Linked DNA regions of Mus musculus: region 2 is linked to region 1. Evidence: chromatin loops called from intact Hi-C (ENCODE). Cell type or tissue: heart. All regions are shown on one strand. Links, peaks and the distances in the headings refer to the core of each region. The heading gives the core; the rest is flanking DNA. Region 1 overlaps Palld (palladin, cytoskeletal associated protein). Region 2 overlaps Palld (palladin, cytoskeletal associated protein).

Evidence for each region. Hi-C counts contacts between places; a loop is a spot of excess contacts. Peaks named below come from ENCODE experiments on the same cell type or tissue, not always from the same donor. Only the 100,000 strongest peaks of a DNase experiment are listed, where the experiment ranks them.
Region 2: a loop joins it to region 1, with 2.0 times the contacts of the local background. A loop is called at or near these places in 2 of 42 quality-filtered maps.

What each region holds. Positions count from the first base shown.
Region 1 is chr8:61,697,557-61,702,941 of GRCm38, reverse strand. Palld (palladin, cytoskeletal associated protein) reads left to right here. Exons shown (of 22, transcript NM_001293772.2): 8 at 749-772. Among named protein-coding and RNA genes, the nearest start is that of Gm51576, 15 kb to the right of the region's middle. In heart, for the core only: CTCF peaks have their summits at 2,454 (motif pointing left) and 3,804 (motif pointing left); no DNase peak of the experiment used is centred there; H3K27ac peaks cover 309 bases.
Region 2 is chr8:61,604,089-61,609,473 of GRCm38, reverse strand. All of the region lies in intron 10 of Palld (palladin, cytoskeletal associated protein), which reads left to right. Among named protein-coding and RNA genes, the nearest start is that of Gm35254, 14 kb to the left of the region's middle. In heart, for the core only: no CTCF peak of the experiment used is centred there; a DNase peak (open chromatin) is centred at 2,493; H3K27ac peaks cover 1,695 bases.

The sequences.
Region 1 (5,385 bases), core at 84-5,083:
TGTCCCCTCCCCTTCCTCACATCTCCTTGTAAATGTGAGATCAAAAGACCTTCTGTGGTTGCTCCTCTACAGATCAAACGCCAATGTGTGTGCCATCTCCCTAGTTCAGCCTTCTGTACAGATTCTTGGTAACAATAGTGTGGTCATGTGGTGCTAGGAAGCTTCTCAGCTGAAATGCCTAAGTAAAATACTGATTTCTTTCAGCCATGCCCTCAAACTTCTCCTGCATTGTTTGTTAAATGGTAGGACTCTCCCTGCATTAAAAGGGCCAGAGTACATGTTCTTTTTGGTTCAAGATATTCATAGGGTTAGCCCTTAATGCTGAAATTTGCCCCACAACCTCTTCCAAAATGCTACTTGTGAAATACACAAAAGAATTGGTCTACCTCATTTTTATGGAAGAATAAAACAAACCAACCAACAAACCACAGGCACTCCTTTGAAGTGGATGAGATCCGTAGGCCTTTTCTTTAGAATGAAAAAGTCCCACCTACTCACATCGTTGGACAAATCATTTTAAGAGGTTCCCAAGTTGTCAGGAACTGCACTGGGTCACACTTCCCAGTGCACAGTGTTTCTGTACGCATGGAAATAAAAGCTGAGTGGCTGCTGCCTTCCTATACAGAGGTGGTCCGTGACATTTCTGCACATGTAGCCTAAGCAAAGCAGCGGGAGCAAAGGGGTTAGTTGTCGCTGAGGCCCTGTTCTAATGCTATCCCCCCTTCTTTTCCCTTTCTCACATAAACAGAACCCAGATCGACAGCTGAACCCGGTAAGAGTTTTCTGCTATTGGGGGGTAATGTATCTTTTGGTTTTCAGGGAGTCTTTGTCTCTATTCGAAAGCCACACACCACACTAAATGATGTATTTGCAGTTCCTCAGAAACACAAAACCATCTTGAAAACAATGTCTTCTTTATCACAGGGTCTGTGCACTGCAACCTTCCTCGTCTTTATTAGTAAACCATGCTGCTCAGACAAGCGCATTGGGCTTGGCGACAGACGGCTTTTTCAAATACAGTGTTTTATTCTCAGACTCGTGATCCAAAAGGAAAACTTTCTGACGATCCAGTAGAACAGAGAAATTTGCGGCAGGCTAGGCTTTTGCTGACCAAAACACACTGTAAGACTCCATGGCTCTTTGGTTGGTCACCCAGTCTTTGAGAGCACCTAATCCTGTAGAGACTTGATACTCCAGGGTGGGGGGGACACTTGAGGGGGCACCCTCTCAGAGGTGAAAGAGAGGGAGAAGGGAGATGGAAGAACTCTTTGAGGGGGGAAACTAGGAGGGGGTAGCATTTGGGATATAAATAAATAAAATAACTGATTTTTTTTTTTAAAGAAGACAGCATAGCTTAGAATGTGCCTGACTGAGGGCTTTAGTGGAATGACAGAGTGAGCCTTGAGGCATTGCTGTCTACTGCTGAAGCCATAAACTTTTACTGTTCCATAAGCTTGAAGAAAGTCAGCGTGTCCTGGGAGCTCTCTTCATTACCAGGTCATCTGACCTCACCCAAGTGCTCTGTTATCCAAGAGTGTGGGGGCTGACTTCTCCTCTGCCTTTGACCTCTTGTATATTTATGAGTCCCCACGGACCAAAAAAACTGTGTGTCCAGGTATCTCATAGTGTGCACCCCCACCCCACCCCCAAGATTGTTTTCTTTTGTATTTTTCCCATCAGCAAAGACACAGTCCACTATTTCTTCACAGAGGTTAGAAAAACATGTCGTTTTCCTGTTTCTGCTGTTCTGCTGTTCATGCTTCTGCTGCGGCGGCAAGCGGATCCTGCCAAACGTGCCTTGGGAGCTATGGCCCTGCCCTGACCCTTGCCTGAGAATTTTAAGGTTCCCAGTTAGCTATAACAGGGCATGATACTGTCCTGCCCCTGAGCCTGTCACATCTGAGTATCAGGTCGTTAAGAGCAGAGTGTTCTTCATTTAGAACTGGAAGTTGAAAGGTTGATTCTTAACATCCTTCGGGAAGGACTGGAATTGACCTAGTGGTTCTGAGTTACAACTAGAGCATGCCACCCCATTCAGTGTGGGGGCTACCACTTCAAAAACTGCTGTCACTTTCCACGATGTGGAAAGAGACCGCTTTGTGTTTTACTTGTGATATGTCTTTGTGTAAACTTGCTAGGTCCCCAGTGTATGGAACGTCTGTGTGTCACACAATGCATATAAAAAGTAAAGGCCAGCATGGTGACTGTCACTCATTGATGGGCTGGGCAGGGCAGAAAAAGATGGATTCCTAAACTCCACTGCTCAATTAGCCCAGCCAAGTCCATGAGATTTGGTGAGAGAGTCTGTTTCAAAAAAACCTAAGGGTAGCAGGAGTAGGTAAGGATGCAAGGGCTAAAAGCACTCGGTGTCCTTGCTGAAGACACTGGTTTGGCTCACATAGCAGCTCATAGCCATTTGTAACTTCTGTTCCAGTAGTTACAGTGCCCTCTGCTGGCCTCCACAGTCATTTCACACACATGGTGCACTTAGGTGCAAGCCAAACCCTGATACATGTAAAATGAAGGTAAATAATTTTAAAAATAAATAAATAAATAAATAAATAAATAAATAAATAATCAAATAATAGTAATCAAGGAAAGATATCCAATGTCAACCTCTACTTTCTACAGACATGCACATGCCCATACTAACAAACACACAGATCACACAGATGCATACACACACACACATATACATACACACACACACACACACACACACACACACACACACACCAAAAAGGAAAAGAAAACAGTCAGGTTATTCTGCCAACAAGTAAGTTCAGATGAAAAAAGCTAATGGAAACAACTCCCACCGCTGCCCCATTCCCTCACGACCCCTCCCATAGACAGTCTTAGTACTCCAGTTACAGCTTGTTTTGCTTTAACAAATAAAAGTTCAATCATGAGTTACTTAATAAAATTTGTTCTGGATGCTCCAGTCCTGTAGAACTTGCTTGAATGTCTCTTGGATGAGTGTGGTGGTACCGTGGTGTCCTAGCTGAAGGCTAAGGACATGCAAGGCGCTCATCTTCAGCTCAACGGCTTGACAGTGCACACAAGATTTTCCTTATCATGTTTGCCGAATTCCTCATTTTTCTCCTCCCTTTAATTATATCTGAAAGTATTTTAAGACAAGAGAATCCCCCATCCCAACCATAATAACAGCATCTGCTAAAAGCAAGTGTACCTTGGCAGAGAAATATTTTGAGAAAATTTGTCAATGTAAGAAAAAGATGTAGCTGGGAACTATTAAAAAGAAGACAAACTTCCCCTGGTCTCTGAGACGTTCGCCACCATCATATTTACCACAACAACTGGAAACATTCCTTTCATTGTCCCAGTGAAACACTAATACATTCCACTTTGGGAACTCTACACTTGTTATGCAGTATTAAATAAAAACTCATGATCATAGCTTTTTAAACAAGAACAACAAAAACCCCATAAATGTGACTAGTCACATGACTGCTTTTATGAGTTGGACAGAGTATAAATTAAAAAATCAAAACAAAAAAGTCTATTTTAAGACATATTTGTATTTAAGCAAAGTTGAACATACCTAACAAAATGAAGTGTGAGGGTTTTTTTTTTAACTTCCAAATGTTTCCCTTGTGTTGTGTTGTGTTGTGTTGTGTTGTGTTGTGTTGTGTTGTGAGAGAGCCTATTTCAAAACAAGTGAAGGTTAAGAACAATTGCTGTTTTTGCAGAAAAGCCTGCTTTGTCTCCTGCCTATCACACAATGGCTCATATCCATTTGTAACGTCTGTTCCCAGCAGTTACAGTGCCCTCTTCTGGCCTCCACCAGCATTCCATACACATGGTGCGCTTATTTTAAAGTATCAGTGCATACACATAGTGCACTTACATTTTTATTCTATGGTACATATAAAATGAAGGTAAATCAATCTTTAAAAATGTAAATAAATGATACATAGATACATACATACACAGACAGAAAGACAGGCAGAAAGACAAATAGTGTGGAAAGAAATCAAAGAAAGACACCCAATGTCAACCTCTATTTTCTACAGACATGCACACATGTACACATGCCCATACTAACCAACTCAGAGATGCATCTTTACATATCATGGGAGTATGTGTGTATGTGTCTGTGTGTGTGTGTGTGTGTGTGTGTGTGTGTGTGTTTGTTTAAACGACTTATCTTCTTAAATAGCCTGATTGATTACTAGATCGAGCCAGTCACCAGTATACTCATCTACAGAGGATGAATGTAGGGGCTGCCTTCTCTGATATCTATATCTTAACCACTGTTAAGTAGAAAGAGAAAAACACACATGGCTACGGAACATCTGAGGCAAGAGATAAATTTTATAGGCTCAGCCCATGATGTTTTCCAAATGCTAAAACACAAACAGCCTTTGAAATCCAGGACAATATTTAAAGAGATTTTTATGACTCTCCCTTCCCTTCCTCTGATATGGTTGTTCTTTCCTGATCTCTTGTCTCTGTCTCTCTCTGTCCTACACCCTTCCTTTCCCCTTTCTCCACCAACTCCCTCATCCTTCTTACCCAGTTTCTTTCTCACTGCCTTTATTATTCATGGGTAAGGAAGGCACTTTAAGGCTCTAAAAATAAAGCTGGAATTCCCTGGGATGTAGATATGGGTCCATTAGGATTACACATTGAGCTAAAGGAGGAACAAGCTGATTCCTTGCCCTGTGCATTTGAGCAACTGGAACAGGTTTTTCTTGTCACTACTGTGCTGTGTCTGTCTAATGTGTTTTGCACTCCCCTCTCTGTCTAGACAGGAGTCAGCTTCATCACAAATCTTCTCAGCCTGGTTTGTGAATTAAAAGCGAGTCAGCTTTCTTAAGACCAGCATTGGTTCATCATGTTACCTGCCAGGCTGCCTTTTTTTTTTTTTTTTTTTTTTTTTTTTTTGACATTCTAGCTTTACCCTGATTGGATCCTTCAAAGACTAATCTGGGGTAAGAGGATGAAGACTCATTCACAGATGTTAATACTCCAGCCGTTACTCAGCTGTCTGGGAACAGCCACAGACGGTCTTGAGTCGCTTCTATAGCATTGCCTAATGGTCTAATGGCATGTGAAATGAAAGCCACAAAAAAGTGGGTCTCTCTCTCTCTGTCTCTCTCTCTCTGTGTGTCACACGCGCACACAATGTATCCACTTTCTTTTAAAAGATTTATTTACATGTATGTGTGTCTATATACGTACATACATAAATACACATGTGTGTTGGTGCCTCAGGAGTCTAAAAGAGACCATAAGGTCTCCTGGAGATGTAGTTACAGGCTGTTGTGAGCTGCCTCAGTGTTAGATACTGAACCCCAGCCCTCTGCAAGAAAAGCACAGCACTCAGGAAGCAGAGGCAGGTGGATCTCTGTGAGTTTGAGG
Region 2 (5,385 bases), core at 336-5,335, 94 kb after region 1:
AGAGTCAACGGGTAAGCTCTTTCTTCCGAAGAGGCAGCATGAAATGAAGGAACAACAGATAGTTGTTTCCAGTCTGTCCTTCTGGGTTTTGCTAGCATTTGTTAATCATTCCCAAGGATTGAGACCTTGAGTACATACTGGTGACACTGTTCAATATTTCTGGCATAGAGTTTCAATATTTCCTATACCTAGACTAGTTCATTATATAGTCCAGGCTAGCCCTGAATTTCTTGTCTAGCCCAGGCTCACCTTGAAATTATAGGCCTCCTGTCTTAGCTGAATTGCAGTCATATACTACCACATCCAGTTAGAACAGCACTGTTTTCTCTTAGCAGAACTGTATGGTGCTCCTGTGGTAGAAGGAAATAAAATGATGCACAGGTTCCCCACTTCCTGGGACTGGGGAGATGACATAATGGTAATGTGCTGTATAACAATGATGATCTGAGTTCAGAGCCCATGTAAAAGCCAAAGGTGGTGACGTTCCTCCATCATCCCAGCACTCCTATAGTGAGCTAGGAGGCAGAGACAGGAGAATTCCCAGGAGTTCACAGGCCTACTGCACCAGTGAATCTCAGAGACTGTCCCAACAGATGGGAGGCTACAGTAAACAGCTAAGGTAGTACTTTGACAAACATACAAACTCACTGTACATGTCTGCATACACACACACACACACACACACACACACACACGGGTGGGGGTGTTAAAAAATTCACAAGTTTCATATGTTGTAAAACTTAAACAAATTTGAACCCATAAGCCACACTGTAAAACACCTGAGACTCATTGAGGGTATAAGTAATAGAAATAAATGGAAGCGTGTATTTGAGTACGAGTGTGTGTGTGTGTGTGTGTGTGTGTGTGTGTGTGTGTACATGCACATGCGCAGTGAGATGAGACAAGGTCTCGATGTGTAGCCCTAGCTGGCCTGGAACTTGCTATGTGGACTAGGCTGTACTCAGACACAGAGCTGAGCTTGCAGAAGGTACATTTATGCACTGTCTACAGCCAAGAATGATCTGAGTCTTCTCCAACAAAAGTTCATCCAAGCCCGTCTCAAAGTATCCTAAATAAAGAAGGGCAACACGGCACAAACTTTGAGAACTTGGTAAGCCAATTGCTGCTTCCACATCACTCACCATGGTAAGCACTATGGTACCAGGACAGGGACAAGAATGCTTTCTGGGTCCTTCAGTATGCTTTGTGCAATGACCAGACTGGTAGCTTTGAGTGTTGGTAGCAGCATCTAGCACAAAGCCTGGCAAATAATGAGGCCTCAGCAACTACCACAATGGACAAAGGAAGAAAAAAGATCGTTACTGGTGGCTAAATAAGAAATAATACCAACTTTAGTATATCCTGTATATTTTTGTTTCTAGCCTCTGGAAGTGAACTCCATTTTTGGTTTTGGTTTTTTGGTTTTGTTTTGTGTGTGTGTGTTTGTGTGTGTGTGTGTGTGTGTGTGTGTGTGTGTTTTGTTTTTGTTTTTATTTTTGTTTTTGAACAAGCCTTGGGAACAAACTGTGGATATTAATTGCATAAGGGTACCTTTTGAAAAAAATATTGTTCCTTCTTAATTTTTCAGTCCAGTTAGACAAAGGCTAATTGCTAAGGGAATAAAAGCTGGAAAACTGCTTTGTTCAGCTTATTGTTTCAGGTTCCCCTTTGCAGTGTGGATGATGTGTTTATTTGACATAATAAATACCACCGGCCACTTTGTTCCAAGACCCAAAAGGCTGTGTGCTTGCTTGGGAGGAATTTCTCGGTTGTTTATACGTAAGGAAACACTACTCTGTTTTATTGGATGGGGCTGGGGCAGCTTCTTTCTTAAATAGGGAATGTAGAGCGGGGAGCTTTTTTCCATACACATCCAAGCTGAGAGGCCAGGAAGGATTCTTCCACGCTTGCTTCGGATGCCTGGCTGTTCTCAACTCCAGAGAGCAAGGGAGACAGAATTCATTGGAAATGTGTCTCCTTTGGTTAGGAGCACAGACCTTTACTTTATGTGTTGGCAGAGCCACTTAAGCCTGTGCTACATATTTTCTTAAAGTATTAGCTGGAACATTTGGCATGGAGAAAGTTGAAAACCAAACCAGATCACACTCTGTCAGCCAGAGCTAAGTGGCAGGATGCTGCCATTAACCTTTAATTAAGTAGCCTGGGGTGAGAAGGATTGAGGGTTTGGGTTATTTTACGGTTTACCTGGGGTTGGTTTCTTTCTTTCTTTCTTTTTTAATACATACCTTATTACATGAGAAAAGCAGCGGTGTGAAATACACACTTTGGGGTGAATTCCAGTGACTGCTGCAGAGTAACAATCCTCCCAAACTCTCTTTCCTTTTGATTTGCAGAAGGTACTCCTTAAATGGGCATAACTGGTGGCTGATTGGCTAATGAACTTCAGAGAAGGCTGAGTCAGAGCAAACAGTGGAAGCCAGCTACGTGTGTGTGTGTGTGTGTGTGTGTGTGTGTGTGTGTGTGTGTGTGTGTGTGAGTGAAGGGGGAGCAGTGGGCAAGGGGGCGGGGATGAAGGCAGTCTGCAAGCTTAGCAGAATGTTTGAACGAGACAAAGAGCAGTTCCAGCGACCAAATAAGGAAGTCGATGCTGAAATCTTTCAGAATAGAAGTGTGTCAGAGTGGAAGCAATCTGGGAGAGGGAAAGAAATGCGGCAGAATGGCAAAGGAATTTCTCTCTCTCTCTCTCTCTCTCTCTCTCTCTCTCTCTCACGCACACACACACACACACACACACACACACACACACACAAAGTCGACAGTGAACGCATCTCTAGCTATTAAACAGTGGTGAAACATAGAAACATACAGGCTGTGTCTAGCCTTTTCTGTGGTATTTTGTAGACAACTGCAGACATGCTTAGAAGCTCTTAGAAACTGCTGAAGTAATAAATAAACTGTATCTTGTAACACAGAGACACACAAAAACACACAAGATGAATACTGGGAAACTCCGTGGGCCCTCTCTTATCTGTAACTATTAAAACTTTGTAAATGAAAATAACTGAAGTTACTAAGAACCTTGAAAGACAATGTTTAACTATCTTAAACCTTGACTTTAAGCATCCTTTAAAAACAATGCAGACTACTTACCCTAATAGTCAAGTATCCATTATGTACTAGGAGTTCCTTACTGTGTATAGTTTAAATATGCAAGTTGTTACTGAAGTTGTTGAAGAGAACCTCCATTGTGTGTCTTCAAAATACCACCTTCCAGACTTCCCAAAGCAACATTATGAATGACAGTATGGATGAGGACTAATATTATTATTAGTAGTAGTAGTATTAGTATTTGTCTACACTATGGTTTAGACAGGACATGGCTTGAGAAGAAGAGTTTCAAATACTCCTAGGCATAATAAGAAATGCCATCTGATTTGCTTTGTGTTCTTGTCACTGGTTGGTGCCACAAACCCAACATTATGGAATTTCTTTCCTGATAACTAGAAACCTATTTAAATGGACACAGCTAATGAGGAATACAAGGCATTGGTCCTGAGTTAGCTTTTTCAAAATCTTGAATGAACCTAAGTCCTTTGACAGCTTTAAGTTAGGGTAGAGAACAGATCTGTTCTTCTCTTCCCACTCCAGATACACAGGGGGACCACCCACATTTGAATAAGGACGTATTAGACCTCTATCTAATAAGAACTAGAAGAGTCTGGGCACAGATCTGACAGATGGGCGATAAACAGTCTCAACACCCCAAAGACTGACCACCACCTTTAGATGACTGTAGCATGCTAAGTACATCCTGGGTCTACACCTCCTTAAATGTAAACATAATCTTCACTTAGTGCCACCTGCCCCACTCTTCTGTAACATGCAAGGGTTGTGTCACAGTCACAGTCAGAGAATTGAAAATGGAAATTAGACACTATTATACTCAAAATTGTCTCCTTTAGATGGTCAACTGCAGCCTAGAAATGCTTCATAAACTGACTCAATATTTAAGAGCAAACAACAACAACAATGAAAACAACTAGCAGGGAGACTGAAGAGGTGGCTCAATGGGTAAGAGCTCTGGCTACATTTCTAGAGGACCCGTGTTCAACAACAGAGCAACTTAAAGCTGCCTGAACTCCAGTTCTAGGGGACCCAATGTCTTCCTATGGCCTCTGTGGTCACGCATGCATATGCACAGGAGTATGGGCACTGCAAACATATTCAGGCAAGATACCTATTCAGGCAAAATACCACATAAAATACCAATTTTTTTTTAATTTAAAAAAAAAGGTCAAAAAACAAAAACCCCACATGTAAAGCTATACTTCCAGAGACACACTTTCTCCAACAAGGCCACACCCACTCTAACAAGGCCACACCTATATAAATGAACCTATTGGAGCCATTCTTACTCAAACCACAGGAGGTCTCACACTGGCCTGGAACTTACCAAGTAGGCTAGGCTGGCTGGTCATCAAGTCCCAGGGATTCATGCACCTGTCTTTGCCTCCCCAGTACTGGGATAACAAACACATCTGAGTACATTATGTGGGTTCTGGGGGTTTAATTACCAATCGAACCACCCCCCAGTCCCAGGCATCGTATTTCTTAAACCACTATTGCCCTTGCACTGAGGGAATAACTCAAAAGAGGGAAAATGTAAAAGTCTAAAAATGTTTAATGTAACACATACAATTTTTTAAAAATTAATAGCCCAAAATATAGCTAAGTTCCTTGTTTTAATTAATGGAGTGTTATGTAACAACTAAGATTAGTGCTGATTAATACTATGAAGGCAAAGATATTTATGATCAGTGGTATAATTTTCCAAGGTTATCTTGTAAAGTTATACTGCTGGAATCCAAAGATCTGGATGGGGCAAGGGATGAAGAAAGTTGAGGGCTAGTGTGTTATGCCTACAGATATATTTTTGTTGTCTTTATTTGAGTGATTTTATAGCACATCCTTTTTTTTTCCAAAGACAATAAAAAGGCTAATAAATAAGAGGCAATTTCCAGAAGAAGATTCCTGACTTTAGAGTTTATCTGTCCAGAAAATATAAACCAAAAAGTTGTGGTTAAATGATATTAAAATGGACAATCACTGATAGAATGGCTTTGCCTTCTGACCTAGTGAGTCACTTTGAGGGAAATAGCTGTACATTGAGAGAAACGTAGTCACAAAGCAATGTAGCTGTAGAGGCTTGGTGACCTGTCTCTGTGATTCCCCAGTAGAGCTCTGAACCATGCAAAGTATTGGAGGTAGTCAGGGTGGATACAGGACTAAGCAGGTCTGAAAGCCCATTGTCTTAGTTAGGGTTTTACTGCTGTGAACAGACGCCATGACCAATGCAAGTCTAATAACATTTAATTGGGGCTTCAGAGGTTCAGATCCATTATCATAAGGCAGGAGCATGGCAGC